Linked DNA regions of Mus musculus: region 2 is linked to region 1. The links are chromatin loops, found by intact Hi-C in ENCODE. Cell type or tissue: left cerebral cortex. All regions are shown on one strand. Links, peaks and the distances in the headings refer to the core of each region. The heading gives the core; the rest is flanking DNA. Region 1 holds the start of Gm13070 (a long non-coding RNA gene). Region 2 holds the start of Spsb1 (splA/ryanodine receptor domain and SOCS box containing 1).

Region 1 (10,817 bases), core at 2,796-7,795:
GTACACCACTGACAGCAATCCTCCTGCCTCAGCCTCCTGAGCTTTGATTCTCCTTGGTGCAGGGGATGGAACGTGAGCTTCCTGCAGGCTAGGCAAGTCCTCTACCAAATGGCTACATTCCCAATGTAGGGAGTTGATTCTAGAGCAAGAGAAACAGCCAGAGGGCTGGAGCACATGTGGGGTGCTCCATGTACGTGCTGCTAGGACAGGCATTCCTCTCCTGGGGCTGCCCTACACACCACTTCTGAGGCTTGAGTGGGTGTGTGGCGGGGTCTTGAGCCTGAGAGGCATACAGGCTTCATGGCGCCCCACCCTGCTCTTGGTCTTTCTAATCCTGCCTTGCCAGTGGCTTTCCCAGGGGCTGGAGACCCCACTCATTCCATGTGTCCTAATGGCCCTCCAGGCCCAGAGCTTTGGAGGATGCCAATGGGAAATATCAGAAGAATCGGGGGCAAAATTCGAAGCTCATGGAAGTCAAGAGGCTGAAACACGTGTGCCGGTGTATGAGTGCCCAAGGCAACAGAAGCAGGGACCTGGGGACATGGGGACTTGCACGGGCCTCTCTTGGGGTCTGCTCTGGTGCTTGGTGCAGGGCTACTTAGGAACTAGTCAGGGGTCATGCACGACGACATACGTGTATCTGTGCACACCAGCTCATGTGCCACAGTCCTGGCCTGGGACAAGGACAGGTGTGGCACACACATTCCAGGGAGGTGGGGGAAAGCACATCGAGGGAAGCCACCCACCAAGGTTTCCTTTCTAAGTGGAATAAATAAATGGCCTTTGCTACTGTTTAAAGAATAAATACAGGCCACAGAGCACCGGCAGCTGACATTAAAGCTGGCACTCGTTGGCCCAAGGGAAGTCCAACCTGGGGTTCTGTCTCAGTGTCCATGGTATGTGACATCCTGAGCTTCATCTGTATGGCCTGGTCCTGGCCATTCCTGCTTTTGGACTCAGCCCTGGCACCTCCTACTAGTCTTACCTCCCAGGACCCCCCAGGTGGGTGTAGCCTCTCTCTGCAGAGAGTGGGGGGCAGCCCACTCCACCTGAGAGCAGAAGGCGCCTGAGAGAGGTTCTCATAGTTTATTCTCTGCATCTGGTTCAGGGAAGGGCCTGGGTGCTGCTGCTTCAGCCAGTGTTGGGAAGGGAGAAGTCCGTTGGCATAGGTTCCCCCAGCAGAGGCAGCCGGTAGGATGAGGGGGCACGTCTGCCCATGGCTGAGGGTGGGCATCCATCCCAGGCGCAGGGGTCGGCGGACCCCAACGGGCTCAGTGACTTGGCACCAGGTGGCTGTCGTATGGCGGTCCTGGGATTTGGATCACTGGTAGAGGAGGTAGGCTTTGAGGGAGGCAGGTAGCGGCAGAGCGGGGATGGCACCCAGGCGCTCCTTTCCCAGCGCTAGGCGCACCGAACGCCGGCACAGGTCCATGAGTGGCAGGGGCTCAGCTGGGGAAACCAGGAGAGAGAGGAGAACCTTAGCAAAGCTCAAGAGGAATCTTGAACAGACAACAGCGCTTACAACGCGTCTAAGGACAGCGCTTACGACGCGTCCAAGGTTAGCGCCGAACTGATCTAAGTGGAGTTTAACAAACAGATCATTAGCAAATGGTGCAAAGTATTTTAAATTCCGAATTGTGGCGACTGCAGAGGAGGAGCCCTGGGCTACGCAGAAGCCCTCTGCTGACATTGAGTCATGGCTCTCACAACTGTGATCAGTTGTGATGGAGTAGACACAGGGAGGCCATTGCTGTCCTCATTCCCTTTACAGAAAGGGTAGTTGAGAAACAGCATGTGAACAACTTGCCTAGGCTTGCCCTGCAGGAACCTGAAGGAACCTGCTCCTGGTCTCCCTGTGGGGGCTACTCTGCCCTGTCTGGATAAAGAGTATGAATGGCTCTGGGACAGTGAGTCAGCTCAGTGCTCCCCCATTCCAGACACAGCGCCCCAGGCAGGTTTTCCAGGGGAGCTCGGTCCTTGCATGCCACCCAGCTTCTACTTTCAGGATCCTGTTAGGTACTGTCCTTGCCTTCATTTTACTGCAGAGGACGATGACAAAGTATATACATGTTCATATGTGGACATGCATGTGTGTGAATGTAGAGGCCACAGGACAGGCAACCGTAGCCCATATTCCTTAGGAAAACAACCCACCATGCTGTTGTTTGTTCTGTGACAAGGCCATCAGCCTGGAATTCACCAAGTGGGCTGTTCTGGCTAGCTAGCCTCTGATATGTGTCCCTAATGCTGGGCTTACAAGTGCACACATCGCACCTGGCTTTTTTACACGTGTTCTGAGGGATCGAACTTGGGCCTTCCCTCCTTCTTGCAAGGCAAGCATTTTACTGACTGACCTTAATGCTAAAGTGCAGCCTTCTGTTTGCTTCTTCAAGAGTCACCAGTATGCCACTAAACAGCAAGCGCAATCCCCTTAAGGGTAGTAGAGTGCGCGCCTGGCATGTGCAAAGCCCTGGGTTCAGATCCCATCACCAAATAATAACTAAATAAGTGAGTAAAAATCCATTGACGATTGAATCCTATGTCTGGGAGAACATGGCGTGCAGGATTCTCTGGGGTAGGAGAATGTTCAGATGCCGCTGGTAGTCAAGTCACCGGGTGCTTCACACGGAGGCATTAGAATGGCACCTAAGCTGAGTCTTACACGAGTCGTATTAAAAAGGAATAAACCAGGCTGGGAAGATGGCTTAGTCTAGAAGGTGCTTGCCACGAAAGGAGGAGGACCTGAGTTTAGTTCTCAGAACACATGAGCAAAACCAGGCGTGGTAGTGCACACTGTAATCTCAGTGCTGGGGAGGCAGAGACAGGAGGATTCCTGGGGCTCACTGGCTAGCTAGGTTAGTCATATAATGAGTCCCCCAGAGAGAAAGGAGGAGGTTCTGTGTCAGGAATGACACCTCCACATATATGTGTGTATGCACTGGCTCACACTTACAGCTGCCCCACAGGATACACTTGAGCTGATGGGATGGCTTAGTGGGTAAAGTGTCTGTGGCACAAACTCAAGGACCAGAGTTTGATCTGAAGAATGGGTGTGCCAGCAGCGCGCGCACACACACACACACACACACACACAAATAACATATCACACACACACACACATGCTCACACACACAGACTTGTGCACACACATATACACACATATACACATCACACACATACACATATGCTCACATACACAGACAGCACATATACACATCACACACTCACACACACACACACACACATGCTCACACACACAGACTCATGCACACACATATACACACATATACACATCACACACATACACATATGCTCACATACACAGACACGCACATATACACATCACACACTCACACTCACACACACACACACACACACATGCTCACACACACAGACTCATGCACACACATATACACACATATACACATCACACACATACACATATGCTCACATACACAGACACGCACATATACACATCACACACTCACACTCACACTCACACACACACACACACACACACACGTTTAGTCATATTTTTTAAAAAAAGAATAAACTTTAGGCATTTCCTGACCTCTAACCTGAAGGAGTGCTTCTGCCGTAGTTTCTCAGGAGCGGGACTTGTAGCAGTGGTTTTTAATGGGATGCCTTGAAATCGAGCCTTTCCTAGACAGCTCAGTGTGATCATAGGGGCCTGGAGGCAGGAGCATAAACTAAAGGAGTTCTATGCATCCATGTCCAAGTAGACCCTGAAACCAGAAGGCTTAACAGCAGCCTCTGGCCAACATCTGGCAGCTGTGGGTGCCCTTCTACGTGGTAGCGTGGTGAATCCTCTGTGCTTCCTCTTCACTGCTGAGCGTCCCTGGGGCAAATGGTCTAGGGCTGCTCAGAGTAGTATTCCGGGAGGATGGGGCTCCGCCCCACTTGGAAGTTACAGTGGGTTCCCCAAGGACTGGAGGGCTGTTGACGAAGCATCAGGAGCCCCACCAACCCAGAAGGCATTCCCACCATGAAACCCTTGGCATTGTGGGTTTCAGGCCGCCTCACAGATACCGTGTGAAGTAAGTTTCCAAAGCAGGGGACTAGGACTACCCCAGCTCCCGTGTTTCAGGATGGATGGATGGATGGACACTGCAGCAGACACCACCACCACTACCATGGTAGGTGGAGCCTGTGCTATGAGCCTGGGAGGACTGCTGCCTCAACCTAGAGATGGGGACTCAGACATCAGCAGCCCAAAGTCTCTGAAGAGGCAACATCGCTACCTCACTCATCCATGTGGAAGGCAGGCACACGGGGGATGGGGAGGTATGGTCATGGGCTGTGTGACCTGCTAGGACCAGCTACAGGAGGGGTAGCTAATGGCTGTAGTGATGCCTTAAGAGTCTAAAATATAATCAGAGTAAGCCACTCACTCTGCTAACAAGAACAAACAGCTCACAGTTCCCCATCCAAGTAGGGGGAGAAAGAACAGTACACAGAGCTGTGGTCTGCCTGCTTCTCAAATTCTGGGCAGAGACAAGAATGCATGGACTGTGCAAAATGACACAATGCCTACTGTGCCAATTTCAGTTGGTCACTGCAGGACCCAGGAGGGTCGCTCCCACTTCTGTACTTTTGGCCAAGAGCTTCAGGCTTGCTCCCTGCCCTTTCCAAGAGCTGGTGGCCACACGTGCTGCTGTCTGGAACCACTGGCTACTCATGCTTGCCTCAGGAGGCTGGGGTGGGTCGCTGCTTTCTCTGTGAATGACAGAGAAGATGGGGGCAGAGTGTGCAGCAAAGACACCAGGAAGTTAACCAGACACTGTTTCCAGGAGCAGAAGGTTGGGGACCTGGGAGAGCCCCCATGCCCACTTCTGCATTTCTAAGAGGAACAGCTTCCTAGTGATCTACAAGGCTCTGCATAGCCCTGGAGCCCCAACCTGAGATGTCTGTGGTACCCTGAAAAAGATCTGACCCAGACAAAGCTTCAAAAACACAAGACTTTTTTTGGGGGGGGGAGGAAGAGATGGCTTAGGCACTTATTAAATGTGAGTTAAAGCACTTGTGTAAATGTGAGGACCAGGCTGGAGAGATGGCTCAGAGGTTAAGAGCACTGACTGCTCTCCCAGAGATCCTGAGTTCATTTCCCAACCACACCGGAGGCTCACAACCATCTGTAATGAGAGCTGATGCACACTCTTCAGGTGTGTGTTTGAAGACAGCTACAGTGTACTCATATAAACATAAATAGATAATATTAAATGTGAGGACCAGATTTGCACCCCCAGGACCCTGTGAACGCCAACTGGGCATGGCAATCTGCCTGTAAGTCCAGACTTGGAAGATAGGGACGGGTTTCCCCAAACAAGCTGGCTAGCAAGACTAGCACATCAGTGAGCTCTGAGTTTGATTGAGAAACCTGCCTCAGTGAATAAGGTGGAAAAGTTATTGAGGACGATTCCTGACATAAACCTTGGACTTCCACATGCACACGCAGCCACACACAGGTACCCGCACACATGCAAAGACATTCAGGTGCACATGCACACATGCAAAAACATTCCTATGCACATGCAAAAACAAGAAGTTAAAAAAAATAATGAGGCAAATGCTTTGTCCTTGTCTATGACAGACAAAGGATCCAGGAAAAAAGTTATATCAGGAGGGGACTCTAGCTCAGTAATGGTCCTGCTGCTTATTCCCATGGCACGTGTGGCTGACATGGCGCTCGCTCCTACAAGCAGCAGGTAGGAGAAATACTCATGGGGACATTCTAGAATGTTCTGAGTGGAACTAACCATTGATCTTACTCTCTGTGCTAAGCGGTCCTCACAGGAAGAGCCATGGAACCTCACAGCCTTATCCTTGTCCCCATGAGGTACCTCTCCGAGTGACACAGAAGCTCTTGGTCTCTGTTCTCCAAACCCTGAGAAGCTGCTGTCTCCATGAGGCCAGCGTTTCTGAGAGACAGTGTCACTTCTCTTTCATGGTGTGACACTCCCCGAAGGGCGTCCTGGCAGGGGCAGGGTAGCCAGGCTCCCCAGAGCACTGCTTGATCTGGGGGGCACTGAGAAGGAACCATTGTGGCAAGGCAGCCAGAGAACAAGGAGGGAAGAGAGGACAGATATACCGAGAACTGGCCAGGAGTGGAGGGAGGCAGGAAGCGCGTAACATGGCTACAAACAGAGCAACAGCAGACTCTAGGCCTGCTGTTCTCAGGGAACTGATTCTCCCCCAGAGCCTCTGAGAGCTCCAACCCTGTTGACAGCTCGGTCTCAGACATCTGGCCTCCTGAACTGTGACAGATAGCATCCTGCTTCCTCCATCAGGCCTCAGGCCTTAACCCCGATCCACCCAGATGACTCCTGGCAAGGTCACTAGCAACCGTCTGGTTGCCAAGGCAGCTGTCTTGACCTGTCATTACTTTGTCTTTCTTGAAACTCTCTCTGCCCTTGGCACTCAACACCATCTCCTGGGACCCTCTGGACACATGGCCTGCTTCTCCTGGGCCTCCTGCTTCCAACAGGGTCCAACCTCAGCTCTCAAACCTGGCTCTCCACATCTCTCTGGGCACGCTCATCACGGAGCCAGGGTGTGTTTCTGGTTGTTTTGGGGGATGGGTCCCGGGACCTTCCCCATGCTAGGCAAGCCTGCTACCCTTAAGCCATACTCTCAGCCAGGAGTCGCCGCTTTCAATGCTGTCTGTATATGGATGAACTCCGCGGCTCTCCCCTGTGTCCCCTGTGTCTCGGGTGACTTGTAGGTCCCCCTGGACTGATTTCAACCTCTACATGGTCTCTCTCCAGCTTTCCCAGCTTTCTGATTGCAGCCATACCCTTCAACCTGCTCAGGCCAAACACCTGGGGTCAGAGCCTCGATAGCCTTTCTCATTTCTCACACACAATCTACTGAGGTGTGCAGTCTAGAATTTGGCTGCCTTTACCACCTCTCTAGCTCTTGCCTTGCCTCCGGCCCAGCCATCTCTTGCCTGGCATGGCAGCCGCCCTTGCCTACCATCAGCCAAGGGAACCCTGTAAGGCAGGAGTTGCTCCTTGTCCGACACTGTGCTGAGGTGTCAGGGGAGACAGGTGATGGCGCTAACACACGCCCCCCCTCTCCTCACTCTCCCTCTGCAGCAGGGCTCATGACAACAGGCCGCCCTCAGATGTCCTGCTCAGGTTGTCGGGAAAGGGACACATTTCATCTTTGTCCTCCAAAGTCAACCGTATATATCCAGGACCGTGGAGAAGAAAAAGCCACAGGTCTCGGCATTGCCTGGCACTCAGGTAAGCTGGAGAGAGGGCGAGCCCTGAGTGCGTGTCGCTGACCAAGAAGTATCTTGATGTGACATTCTGAGTCTATCTGGACCCTAGCTGCTATGACAGACTGCTGGTCAGTTTCTAACAACTTATTCCCATTCTCATGGCCCCACTCAACCTCTTTAGAATGTTCTGGATCCCCTTTGAAGAAGAAGGGGGAAGCAGGTATTCATCTTCTTCTGCTTTTCAACTAGGGATGTAATATGACCAGCTACCTCATACCTCCCCCGCCATGATGGACTGCATCCCTCAAACTGTGAGCCAGAATAAACCAACCAACCTTCCTTCCTTCCTTCCTTCCTTCCTTCCTTCCTTCCTTCCTCCCTCCCTCCCTCCCTCCCTCCTTTCCTTCCTTCAGGGGCATCTGTCAGCTTTGTCTCGGCAAAGAGAAGAGTTAACTAGTTTGGTGGGTAGACAACCCTCCACTTGACGCAGAGCTCCGTGAAGTACCGTCTGCTCACAAGGCATGTCTAGGCCTCTGGAAGGGCACTGATGGAAAAGCCACGTGACTTACACATGACGCGCCAGGGCAAACACACCCCAGGCCCCTCTTAGCTGCTAAGGGTCTGCATTCTGTACAGGAGCCGGAATACGTGGAAGCCACACAAACTCTCTGGGCTCATGGAAGTATTGGCAGGCCAAATACAAGGTTGGACAATTCTTGGGGAGCTCAGATCTGGTGTCTAGGAGACATCCATCCCACATCTGCTACTCTGCCATGAGAGAGCATAAACCTCCCTCCCTAGGGCACTGAGCACTCCTCTGTAGGGAGGAGGGAGGCTTTTGAACCTAAGCCCCGGACACCTGTGCGCAGGAGTCTCTGGCCGTGCCGGCAAAGTCGGCTGTGGGCTTATGCTATTTGTTTCTGTAATGGAGGGAGACAGACCCACAGAACTTGCTCTGCTAGTTCCCTGGTCCCCTAGGAGGCTCCCTCTGAGGTGCACGCTTGGCCACATCTGCCATACCCTTTGGCTGAGCTGCACAGGGAAAGATGGAGCAGGCAGGGACTCTGCACTCTAGATGCCTCCACCCAACAAGTGGTTCCCAGTCGCTGGATATGGAAAAGAACAGAGAGGGGCTTCTGAGAAGATTTAGGAGTTAGCTCCTGTGCCTGATGACTCCGAATATCCCAGAGCCTTTCAAAGAAGGACCTTAGCGAAGGCTGAGGCAGATGAGGGGATCCTGAAGGGTTAGAGAGTAGGATGGTCCAGCCTGTGCTCCTGACATCAGTGAGAGTCTCGCCTATCACGATACACAGATCAGGACTGGGGTTTGGAGCCAGGCCAAACTTGCCCCTAAAAGCAGCCATGGGTGGTTGGCATTTTCTGGCTCATCCAATATACTCATCCAATATGGAGATGTGATACAGACCACAGGAGACACCCTTGTGGGAAGTGAGAGGGGGCCTGGCACGGGGGTAGATGGGTCTGGAACATGAGGACCCCTACTAACATGGCTTCCCAACCTCACTCATGCTGGGATGTCCCAGACCTGGACCTGCCACCAGCACGGTGTTGCTGCACACAAGCCATTTCAACACACAAAGAGGCCACACCCCTTTCCAAAGGGACAGGCAGACGTCCTTGCTGACTCAGCAGCGTCTCTACTCCAAGACTAAGCAAGTCCTTCTCAGGACGGTGGTGCAATGGAGTGCCTAACTCTGAGAGAGGGGGGCGGGGGGCAGAATCTGGGTCATGATCCAGAGAGGTCCCTGGCTTTCACTTATCTAAGAGAGCAGAGCATCCCCAGGGTATCAACTTGCTGATGCTAGCTACAGTGCTAGAATACAGTCAACTACAGTTCAAGGCTAGAAACATGTTATCCAGAGAATAATCAAAAGAAAGCATTCATTCATTCATTCATCTATTCACTACTCCATCATCATCTATTCATCCAGTCATCTGATCTCTCCATCCAGTCATCATCCATCTATCACCCATTATCCATCTATCCATAATCCATCATCCATCCATCCACCATCCATCTATCCATCATCCACCCATCCATCCATCCATCTTTTATTTGTTCATGAAACACTGCCGGGTACTCCTGCAAGCTCTAGACAGACTTTCTCACTTAACCAGGTAGAGGTGAAATATGACCTGTGAGGATCTACAAGCACTGGGCTATCTAAAGATATTTTAAATCCAATAACTATATAAGCTAGCCAGAACCACGGGGACATGGGGTACAACACTGTTTTAGACAAAGCAGGGAACACTTACGATCAAGTCCGTTCAAGTAGCGCATGCGGATCTCACAGTGGCCCCAGACGGCACTCACTACAGGATACAGCTTTTTACCCTTGAGTCCCCGGAAAGCCACTCCCATGTACTGTCCATCCACGATGAAACTTAAGGTCCCATCATCCATGTCCAGGGCCACGAGAAAGGAGTCAGGGACAATGAATGTCTCGTCCGGCTCCAGAAAGGCTGGGTATGTTTTACTTGGCTGGTTCTTGCCGTCGTGGTAGAGACGGTTACGCCCCAGGTCCCAGCCCCAGGATTCATGGTTATTTCCTACAAGGGTTGTGTACCCAACGGAGTGCAAAGGGGCATCTGCTGTGGCCACCCCCACCACGGCATGCGTGCCTCGTTGCCTCATGGCCCATGTGATCTGCCATACATGCAGTCCACGTGTGTACCCAACTTTGCCCCTGATGGCGTCCGTGCTCTGGGCCACCGGATGCCGGTGAAAGATCAACTTGTCATCTTCCTTCACGAAGACGTTGAGCGAACGGTCGTTATTGTTCCAGGAGTGGAGCAGCTGCACATCGTAGGACACAGGGGGCATGTCGAGCAGCAGGTCCAGCCGGGTGGGCTTGCAGTAATCCAGCCCCTGGAGTTCCTGCTTCAGAGGTCGGTATGTGGGGTCCCGCATGTCCACAGTCTTGATCCCTCCTGTGACCTTCTGACCCATGTTGGCCTTTATTTCACCTTTCCACTGACTCCCAAGGCAAACTCATCAATCTTGGGTCGTTGACTCCAGATCTCTGGTCGGGGCCGGACAGAACCCCTAAGGGAGGTTGCTAGGCGATCTCCAAAGGTCGTGAAGCACTCTGTATTGCCTAATGGGTGGAAAGAAAAACAGGAGAGTGGGTGAGCTGGGGTGCAGCAGGAGGGGGAAGGTTAAAGAGGAACACAGATGCACACACCCCAATACATCTCAGCAGCTTGGAATCCTGGTTCAGAATGAAATGCCCCTGTCCCCGTGGCTATGTTATCACAAAAGCAAGAGGCCATCCACCTCGTGGTCTGTGTGGAGAGGCAGAGGTGGGCTTAAGAACTTGGAGCTGCCCTCAACGTCCCGGGTCAGTCTGAGACACGGGGGATGCTGGTTGGGCTTCTAGTTGGCTTTTCATAGTCAGAAGGCCAAGGTGGCAGCATAGACCCCCGGAGTGAACCTCGGCTCACTGACGCTTTCTTCCTCCCCTCTTCCCTGTATAGAGTGCAAAGCACAGCACAGGCAGACGAAGACACCACACCCAGCCTTTCCCCTTTCTTCTCCAGCATTGTCACC
Region 2 (10,817 bases), core at 3,806-8,805, 52 kb after region 1:
CACATCCATATGACTTTGCGGGGAGGAAGCATCCGATAACACCCAGTTTATATGTGTGGCTCAGATCAAAGGATAAATGGTGGCCTATGGTCAGAGGTTCATTTTTTCACTAAGGCCCAGCAGCACGCCAAGGGCTGTCTCTCAAAAGGAGAGTAGTTATTTGGGGATAGCAGCTGGGCCTAGCTCCAAAATCCCAAACACTTGTGCTGTGATTCACTTTGGGGGCTGCCAAAGGCTCCAAATAGCATCCTTATCTGCCACAGCACCTCAAGGATCCCTGAGCCTCTGGATCATGCAGCCCAAATGTAAAAGCCGTCTGCATGGGGCCCTGGGTCTGTTGCAGAACCTTCTCCCTCTCCAGGTCCCACTCAAAACCAGCAGCGTTTGGAGTCCCTGGATAGATGGGGCCGAGCACCACACCCAAGTCTGGAATGTACTATCTTCAAAGTCCAGATAGGTCTGCTGGCATTACGCGTCTTTCTTGGCTGCAAGCAGGGCAAGGCACAACAACTTATCCTTTGCTGGAGAAGGGGACCCCAGCATGCCTCACACCACACAACTCACAAAAGCTTCATTGATGCGAAGGGTCCTAGACTTCGATTGATCTTATTTCCACCTTCTGCCATGAAGATCTTACGAGTAAGTGCAGGGCGGTTTTCACCTCTCACTCACTCAGTCCAAGCAGCATAGCACATTAACCTCACGGGCACTTGCGACATAGCGTAGAAGGTCATGGGAGGCAAGACCCTGGGGATGAAGTCGTGCCATAGCATAGGAGAGCGAACTACCCCTTAGGTAGGGCCATGCATGCGTCTCACCGGCCTTGCCGGGTGAAAACGAACTGCTTCTGGAAGGTCTTGTGGACAGATCTAGAGAAAAAGGCATTGCCCAGATCCATGGCTCTATACCAGATGTGTGCATTTGCTCAACAAGGAAGCCACATCTGGTACAGCAGCTGGAGTCACCGCTTGGTCCATTTAATGATAAGCACTATCATTTTCTAAGACCCAGGGTGGCTTTGCCCAGGCTACCTGTGCTCATTGAGTTGAATGAGGATGCAGGTGGGGAGACGGCCACCCTTGGCCTCTCTCAAACCCTTGATGGGGTGCTCATCTCTGGAAACCCTCTGAGAGATACCTCGCTGCTTCCAATTCATCATCTCTCCCTGGCTGAACACATTTCAGACAGGTTTCCATTTGACCCTGGTCTTGCCACATGGGGCCGAGAGTCAATGTGGTGATTATGCCGGCTGCTGTACTTTCTGTTCCAGTAAATAACCCCAGGAGATGTTCAGGGACCCTCTGCACCCGCTAAGTTGGGTCTAAGCTAAAACGTCACTGACCACGTGACCTGTCAGCCCCTCTGGGAAGAGAAGACCACAATGGCATTCCAGCCTCCTGGAATGGAGTCAGCTCACAGACAACACCCACTAGTCCCTGGGTTCTCTGATTACTTCCTGTCCCCTAGTGTACAGCCAGCCGTCCTGGTCAAAGACCTTAAGGCCCTTTGGGGAGGCCTGGCTGAAAAATTAAGAGTGTATACTTTCTTCGTAAGTGACTTGGGTGTACCTGGGTAGGCCCAGCCTCCCTGTCATGGAGCTCAGGCGGGACGAGTTGCGGATCCACGCGTCTGGTTTTATGATCCGAGTTATGCTTTCCAGTTCGCTCACCCTGGAAGCCTTTTGCTTGTACAGTCAAGAAGGCAGCAGGCTTCTCGTCTACTTCACCCCTAGGAACATGGTGATTAACTCTCCAGCCCCATAGGTCTGCACGAGCCAGACAGCTGTGATTGCTGCTTTGCTCGACCGCCCATTATGGTAATTACTAATTACACCCACCGTGCCCTTGGAGGTTGAGTGCCACCTCTCAGCCTCCTCCCCCATCTGTACTGACTTGAGAGTTCTCAGTGACGGGTCCCACAGAAGGTCAGAGAAGACCAACAAGCACTTCAGAGTGGGTCTCCCAAATCTATTTCCCAGAGTACTGGAGGGAGGAAGCCCATCTGCTGGGCCCCCCCAGGATGGGCAGTGAGGCTTGAAGTGGGAGAGATCCGCTCCTCTGGAACCCCGATCTTTTCCAGCTGCTGCGGACCCTTCCTCCACCCAACCCAGAGAGACTTGGCATCTCCAGTTCTGACACAGTGTGCCAGCTTTCCATGTTTCAGCCGGCCAAGCCAACCTGTTAACGTCCTTCCCAACTCCTGGTCTGCAACATTAAACGAAGAACCTCGGCCTCAATCAAGTCAGCAGACCCAACTCTATGTTCCCTGCCACCAGGACCCCAGACCCACAAAAATCTACCCCCATAGGCTTGTAGATTCCTCCTAGGAAATTAGGAGGCACAGACATTTCTTTGGAAGGCAGCTCACTGTGCACAGGTAAGATGGCCCAAAGGGAGGTGACCCCAAGGGAGAGCACCTTTGCTCCTTAAGGGTGGGATGACAGGTAGGGGATGCCGATGCTCACAGCTCAGAGGTGCCATGATGTTTAGTCTTCCTGGTCAACTTGACAGGATTTAGGATCACCTCAGAGACTAGTGTGTCTGTGAGGCTGTTTCAAGAGGAGGGAAGACCAGCCTTGGATGTAAGTGTCACCGCCCAAGACGGGCTAACTGAACAGGATAAAGCCAGCTGAGCATGGGCACCTATCTCACTGTTTTCTGACCGTGGACACCATGACACCAGGAACCTCTGGCTTCTGTGCTTACACCTTCCCCAAGATGATGAAACTGCCTTTCCTTTAAGTTGTTCTTTGTTATATTTTCATATCTATGTATATATATATATATATGTATATATATGTATATATGTGTGTGTGTATATATATGTATACATATATATATGTATATGTACATATAACAAAATCAGATATTTCACCATAGCAATAAGAAAAGTAACTTACACAGGTGTAAATTTAACAATCAAGGTGGCCCCCAAAACAGCTGGAAGCTTCATAGCCACATAGCTAACGTGGCAAGCAGGGTTCACCGTGAGGGGCAGAGTAGAGACCTTGTCACAGGCAGGGTCCTCCCACCCTGAGACGCCAATCTCCCACTCAGCTGTCCTTCCGTGAGTGTGGAGGTCACATCCCAGTCACTACCCTCCTCCACCTTCAGCCCGGGGCACGCAGAAGTTGGGGGAAAGCAGGGGCTCCCAGCCCCTTCCAGCCATGGTCAGCTCTGCAAGCTGGAGAGCTAAGCTTGGATTGATGTCTGATCCAGCATTTGTTGACAAATCATCTCTCCTTCCTAACACCCAGGCCTGCCGTGACCCCTGCGTGAGCATTGCACAAGGTCTGCGACTCCACGGCCGGCCTCAGAGCGGGGCTGTGCCTTGGCGGCTTCTCTTGCCCAACTCTTCAGGGAGGCCAAGACGGCCTAAATCCATGTGGTTTGCCTCAGGATCCTCAGACTCATTGTTTTTAATATTAGGCAAGGAACAGAACTTTTACAATGCTAAATAAGCCAGGCGCTGCCCAGCGGCTCTGAAGAGCAGAGCGGCACCAAACTGGAGCCCCCATGGGCTGCTGGCAGCACGGTCATGGTCATCGACAGAATATAGATAGCATCATCTTCTCCTTCAAAGTGCAGAAAGTGAAGACACACAAGATGGCACACAAACCTTCCCCTCATACAGAGTCACGGGGTCTGTTTTTAGCCCAACTCTCCCCTTTAATACACCTTACAAGGTACCATAGGAAAGGCAACATATTTCTGCTTCTGAATATTCCAACATGTATGTATGCAGGTATACGTACATGTATGTGCACATGATGACCCTCAGAACTGGTGAAGAAAGGTGAAGGCGTGTTCATTCCATTATCATTTCCAGTCTTGGAGAGATGGCTCAGCGACTAAGAGCACCGACGCCCCTTCCAGAGGTCCTGAGTTCGATTCCCAGCAACCCCACGGTGTTACACATTATCTTTTCTACAAGTCTATAATTGAGTTTTTTGCAGCAACAACAGAAAAATCCACTTATAAAGTTAACAGGGGCTATCAAGATGGTTCAGCAGACAAAGTGCCACAAACTGGCACACACACACACATGCACACACATGCTATGGCATATGTGCACCCCCTACACACACACAGTACACACTCGATAATAACACAAACTTGCTGAAGGGACAGGGAAGGCACAAGAGAGTTACACTGCCATGGTGATGGTGACTGGATTGAAGTTTTGACTCCACCCTTCAATGGCAAACAGACCTTGGTTAAGTAACCTGCTGGGGCAGAGGGGGGTGGAAGCGGTGAGCGCCCAATCCAAGCACCTCAGAAGTGTAGACAATGCAATGTGTCAAGCACTTGGCTTGGAGGCTGCCACCAGTGCCAGCCGTTGCCCAGCAGGAGTGCGATGAGAGCTCACAGCAGAGCCCAATGGCGGGGATGCCATCTGCAGAAGGGTGGGCACGGCACTGAGAGCCCCGGGTGATAGGCAGCCTTTTGCTCTTGCTCTCACTAATCTGGCTTGCAGGGAACGCAGGGACTGTGTGCTGGCGCCCAGACCCATGGAGGCATACCTGCCATGCACTGTGCATCCTAACAAAAAGATGAATCAATTCATGAATATTGGCCACACACTATTTCTGAAAGAGACTGGTGTGAAGTCCCTAGATTAAACTCACAACACTATGAGAAGCGCCTGGGGAGCAAGGAGAAATTCAACATCTCTGCTGATTCCAAGGGGACCCATTTTATGCAGCAGCCACGAGGAATCCATTGAAGGGTGTGTCCACCCTTGCTGGCACAGCCTCGCACTCAAGAAGCCTAATTTACCCCCTAAGTGACTTCACCCAGGGCCCCAGGCAAGAACCAGCCTTCCTAAGACTGACAGTTATGGCTTCTCCCCAGGTTTTGGTCTGGCTGATTTGAGTGGGATACAGGCTAAGGAAGAAAAAGGCTTGTAAAGTTTCCGGATTCAGAAACTCCATATCTCCCATCTAGATAACATCTTCGATCTATTGGAAGAAGTGTTCCCTGCAGTAAAAGGAGAAGAACTGTTTCAGATGATCTAATCCAGCCCGTCAGTTTGCAGATAACTGGCCTATGACCTCAGAGCTAGGGACAGTAAGCAACAGCCAGGATTTTTGTCTTGGTGCATAGCCCTGGCTGTGCACTTTGGCTAAATCACCCAACCTCTCTGGGCCTCCACTGGGAAAGGGTTGGTCTGGGCAGATAGTCTCTAAATGATGTTGGGATTCTCTGACTGAATGGTTCCCTCTGTCTGTACCACTAATGTTAGTGTAGTGCTTTCTGCCTCCCAGAGATGCGAGCTGGGAAGGCGTAGGGCAGAAAGGAAAAGGCAATCCCACTCTCTCCTAGAGTCTAACAATTAGGAAGAAAGCCAACTCCCTCCAGGCCATCCTACCTCAGCGTGTGTGTGTGTGTGTGTGTGTGTGTGTGTGTGTGTGTGTGTGTGTGTGTGTGAGTGTGTGTGTGTATGTGTGTGTGTGTGTGTGTGTACCCACATACACACACACACACACACATACACACACACACTCGTCGGCGATCCTAAACCTTCAAGGACACCAAGCCTTCATCATGGGGGCTGGCGCTCTTACCATAAACACCTGTTAAAACTCAGCTCATGAGCAGTTTCTGATGTTACTAACTAAAGTGTTTAATTAACTATTACTCACTCAGGAAGCAGCTTCTGCCAGCTCACCACCACACTGTACAGCTTGAGTTCAGAGAAAAAGAGAGAGGAGCCTGAGCCCCGCTCAGCTGGCAGGAGCTTCCCTGGAAAGGTGCCAGCCAGCACTCCAGCAATACCCCACTTACCAAAACCAACCAAGCAAGGGGAGTTATACTCCACAACCTTCCAGAGCCAATGGCCAGCCCCACTACTGTTCACAGACAGGCAAGAACATTTAGGAAACACACATATTCACAACGATACACAACAACAGACACGAACAGAAACTCACAAGGTCACACTCTCATTCGCAAAAGCACACACAACTTCCTGGCTGGCAAACATCTTCACAGGCACCATTTGTGAACATTCAGTCTTTGCCATGGCACATCCTTAAACTTGGAGATTAGCAAGTCCTCGCACACTCGTCAGGCGCGGGACAACTCATCCTCTGCTCTACCATCCGATTCAGGCTGCTCTTGTTTCTCTGTTTCCATCGATTTCCTGACATAACCTCGGTTGCCCGGAGAAGCATCGGCGGCTCCGGGGTGGCTGGCGCCGCGCGCAGTGTCACCAGGCAGTCTCCCAGAGAGAGGCGCTACGGGGGCCGGATCGGGAAGGGGGACTAGGGCCGCTACAAATCAGAGCCCGGACTGGCGGGAAAAGCGAAACTAACTTAACTCAGCAGGGTCGCGATGCATGGGGCAGAAGGGGTCCCCTCGACTTTGGCGATGGGAGTCCCCCTCAACAATCAGAACCCTAAGGCGCCCTGGGACTAAGGAGAGCCCCAGGCCTCTTTCTCGGTTTGCAGCCTAGGCTCATCTTAGGGAGCGACTGTCCCCGCTCCACTGAGGTCCCCACCCAATGCCGCCCCCGCAGGTGGGACCCCAGAGCCTCCGCAGCAGAAGCGGCAGCGCACTGGGCGGCGCCCGGCCCCTCTCCGGGGACCCAAGATCGATCATGGCTCCACGCCGGGTGCCCACCCTATGCCCACGCTCTGCCCCGCGCCCACCCTCTCAGTTCTCTCAGCGTGGTGGTCCCCGTGTCTCCCCCATCCCCGGATCCCAGAGCCCGAACGCGCGCCCACCCAACCGGTCTTCGGTGTCCCATGCCGCCTACCGCGCACAGAGAGGCCGCAGCTCTTGGAGCTCCGGAGGCTCGCGGTGCCCAGGGCCGCGCCCGCTGCAGAGAGCGAAGTCGCTTCCTCCCCGTGGCCCCGGCGCCAGCGCCTGGAGCTGGTTCCTGCAGCAAGCGCGCGGGCCGCTCGAGCGCGACTCCTGCGCTGAGAAGAAAAAGCCACCGACAGCTCTAAGGTGGGAGGGCGGAGAAAAAAGAAGGACGCGCCGTGGGCGGGGCTTGTACGCTCCACCCCGCCTCCATTTGCCCTGCCACGCCCCATGTCACGCTCCTTCACCACGCCCCGCCTCAGGTCACGCCCTTTTTATCGCAACCCTCCCTTCTGCCTGGCGCTCCTCACAGCCCTCCCCTCCGCACTTTCCCGCTTAGCCCCGCCCTACACCACGCCCCTTCTCCTGCCACGCCCCTCTACTTTCCGACCCAGCGCTGGGTTTCCTAGCGTTGAGCGGCGCTGGTCGCCCGAGAGCCCGGAGCGCGCAGGGCTCTGAGGCAGGGCAGGCTTGGGGCTTTGCGAACTCTGTAGCCCCCGATACCACCTTCTTGCAGAAGGGCTGTAGGCTCAGACATACATCGCTCTGCCTTGGCCTCTGCAGCAAGAGCTTTGATTCCTCTGGAGAAGTTTTTAGGAAAGGCTGGACCTAAGGCCAGGATCATAATAACAGAAAACCTGCGCGGGGGCTGCGGTGGTGTCCAGCACTGTATTGAGGAGCTGAGGTTCATTCTTTAGGGAAAAAATGTTTGGCAGGGTGAGGTTATAGCAGTAATCACAGGAGCAAGATCTTGCTTAACTCGTTTGAAACTCCGGGTTAAGGTTCTGTAATGCTGTCGTGCAAAGGAACTGTCTATGAGTCCATGTGTAATCCGGCTGCTCTATACTTACTGTTTCCGCGCTCATGGAGACAGACAGGCAACTCAGAACTTCAAGACCCCGAGGTCCTGGTCGCATAGGCGTCCACAGTACCTAGACAATGAGTTTAGGATGGCACAAGCGACAGGGACTTCACATTAAAAGTACACCGTTAGAAGCTCTAGTCTGAAAGGGATTTTCCTTTCCCGTCATTACAGAAGAGAGTAGTCACAGGTGACTGAGGGAATTTTCACTCCCATCTTCGCGATATCCCCTTAAGATCTTCCCACTCCTCACCCATACGTGGGGAGGGATGCTAGAGAAGTTGCTATAAATACTGTGGCCGCTGAAGTTATTTAATCACTCACTGTAAAGACCCGAAGGGCCGGAGGCTACTGTGTAGATTCCAACCACCTCACTGTTGCCAATTTTGTTTGAAAACACAGAAGCTTCCAGACTGCTATGGACAAGGTGGGTCTGCGTGGGGAAAGCGGCCTCTCCGGGGCGCTATTGGCTCTTCGAGCAGGCAGCCTTGCCGGTGACTCAGGGGGGTGACTCCCTCCTGTTGGACTCTTCAAAGTCTGGGAATTTGAAGCATTCCCTGTGAGCACGGCAGCCACTGACCCATATAGCTTGGAAAGAGAGCATGTTCCATATGTTGAGCGAGAAGTACGTGTCCCTTATCAGGTGTGGTCGGTCACCTCACAGGGCAGGTACTGCAGCACTACACCTGGGACTATGTACTCTCTTCTAAGACTTGTCTTTTGCCTGGGGGAAAGCTTCCAGAACAGATGGAAGCTGTTTCAAATGGTTAGAATGGCAGCTGTCGGGGGGGCTGGAGAGATGGCTCAGTGGTTAAGAGCACTGACTGCTCTTCCAAAGGTCCTGAGTTCAAGTCCTAGCAACCACATGGTGGCTCACAACCATCTGTAATGGGATCTGATACCCTCTTCTGGTGTGTCTAAAGAAACCTACAGTGTACTTATATATAATAAATTAATTAATTAATTAAAAAAAAAAGAATGGCAGCTGTCCATTTGGGTCCTCTTAGCTTTGACCCCAAGAAAGACAGCTCTCAAAAGGCTTGAATATTTCTCTATCAGCACTCCTGAGTTCTGACCCTGTTGGGTAAATGGATACTGATGGTCTGAATATCTAAGCTTACCTGACAGTCATCGTTCTTATCCCTGGGACACCGGGAAGGTGGGCTAGTAAATCTCCGTTAGTCATACAGCAGTGACTTCGGTGAGTCAGAGCACTGTGAAAGAGTCCTCAAAGCCGGAATGTGAGGGGAAGGGGCGTGATCCTATTGTTTGTTGAAAAGTCATTAGCTCGCAATAGCTGATACACCAGCTGATAAATACGATCGAAAGGTCGGCTGATGATTGCTTAAGCCTGAGTCAAATCAGGCCCCAGGGGAGGAGGAGGCTCTGGACTCCCAGTTCTGTTCACGCTGCCCCGAGACCCCACTCCCACATCTTGTACATCATGGGTTCTGTTGATATGATTTGCTCACTCACTTCTCTAACCTTCAGAAAATGATAAGGATGGATGATTAGGGAACAAGCCCTCACAGAATTGCTCTCTCTGATGTTAGTTTGAGGTCTAGCTAGAGGTGTCTTGGATAGTTGGGGCCCGCAGGGAAGAACCCTGCCATTCTTTAAAGGGTACAGGGCCCTTGTCTTCTCTGAGGCCCCTTGCATTAAGACCAGCCTAGCGTAAACCCAAGAACCTTTGTTCACCCACTGGGTGTCCTTGACCAAGATACTTAACCTGCAGAGACTCGATTTGTTTGAAGTTAATTTTGTGTGCATGTCAGTATATGCAATGTACATGTGGATACAGCAGCGTGCCTACAGAGGTCATGACAACCTCAGGCACTGGTCCTCGCCATCCGCTGCATCTCAGACTCGGCTTTAGTGCTCACTGCTGCATACACCAGGCTAGCTGGCCTGGGCATGTTGTCGAATGTGGGGTTACAACATGAGTTCAAATCAGGTTGGGTCACCTATCCTCAAGAAGCCTACTAAGTTAATCCCAGCACTTGGGAGGCAGAGGCAGGCGGATTTCTGAGTTCGAGGCCAGCCTGGTCTACAGAATGAGTTCCAGGACAGCCAGGGCTACACAGAGAAAACCTATCTCAAAAAAACTAAAAAAAAAAAAAAAAAAAAAAAAAAAAAAAAAAAAAAAGAAGCCTACTAAGGTAGCCAAATTAAAAGTGGAAAGCAGCAGAAAAAGAAGATATATCTGGTGTGGTCACACTGGAGAGATCTCATAAATGCCACAAGTTCATCTGTGGGGTTGTGACGTGAGGTAGGGACCAAGAATACGCGTATCTAGGCAGTTACGGTCAAAATATGGTCCCGCTGGCCCATCATGGCTTGGGCTTCAGCCGCATCCCATAGGGAGGTCTGAGTTCTTAGAACTATGTGAAATCTTTCTGGGAGACAAGTTCCCCCTCTAGCCAGAGTCCTTTCTCCTGCCAGCATGAGATTCCTGGGGAAATTCCCATTTCTTTGGGGTCCATTATTTCAATAGTCTGACAGTCAAATTGAAAAATAAAAGTGTCTCTTTGGAATATTTTCATTTCTGCGAGGCCGGTTATAGGAGCTTCTCGGGAATCTCCAGTCCACGCCTCTCCCCCATGATCTGAGAAGTAGGAGTATGTAAATGAGATTATGCCGAGTGTTTGGAATTTTAACTCGGATGGTTGCGGGGTTCACTTTACCCAGCCGATTTGGTTTTGTTACCCATAGAACTGCTCTACGTGTTTCCCAGGGCTTGTAGAGACATGTTCTCATACATGTGTGCACTTATTTAACAAACATGAAATAAAAAGGGGGGTTGAGGAGCTTAAAGATTCCCAAGGATTTGTGAGACCAATCCATGACACAAAAGTGTTGCAAGTGCTACCAAGACCGAGAGAACAAACACGGGCATATTAGTACATGTAGGCCATCCCTTACCCATAACAGAAGACAGATCTCTCTCACAAGGTAAAACAAACTAGGCTCCATTTGTCCTTTGTGCCTGTGCTGATGCAGGATCACGTTGTTGAACAGTGACACCTGCTGGCCATATGTGGGATTGCAGTATAGCGATATCAAACATTCAGAGAAAAGGCTCCGGAACTTTATGCCAGGATTTGGGTGGTACCCAGGCTTGAAAGGAGCTCTTAAGACTCTGAGAAGAT

Evidence for each region. A loop is a pair of places that touch in the nucleus more often than their neighbours do. Peaks named below come from ENCODE experiments on the same cell type or tissue, not always from the same donor. Only the 100,000 strongest peaks of a DNase experiment are listed, where the experiment ranks them.
Region 2: it touches region 1 in a loop (2.1-fold over the local background); 14 of 42 quality-filtered maps call a loop at or near these places.

Annotation. Positions count from the first base shown.
Region 1 is chr4:149,896,893-149,907,709 of GRCm38, forward strand. It overlaps Spsb1 (splA/ryanodine receptor domain and SOCS box containing 1), which reads right to left. Exons shown (of 3, transcript NM_029035.2): 2 at 9,524-10,365; 3 at 1-1,449. The coding sequence starts at 10,217. The coding sequence ends at 1,322. It overlaps Gm13070 (a long non-coding RNA gene), which reads left to right and starts at 5,751. Exons shown (of 3, transcript XR_003955178.1): 1 at 5,751-6,571; 2 at 7,116-7,265; 3 at 7,657-8,120. In left cerebral cortex, for the core only: no CTCF peak of the experiment used is centred there; a DNase peak (open chromatin) is centred at 4,687; H3K27ac peaks cover 1,220 bases.
Region 2 is chr4:149,948,094-149,958,910 of GRCm38, forward strand. It overlaps Spsb1 (splA/ryanodine receptor domain and SOCS box containing 1), which reads right to left and starts at 6,913. Exons shown (of 3, transcript NM_029035.2): 1 at 6,760-6,913. In left cerebral cortex, for the core only: no CTCF peak of the experiment used is centred there; DNase peaks (open chromatin) are centred at 5,748, 6,070 and 7,039; H3K4me3 peaks cover 2,324 bases; H3K27ac peaks cover 820 bases.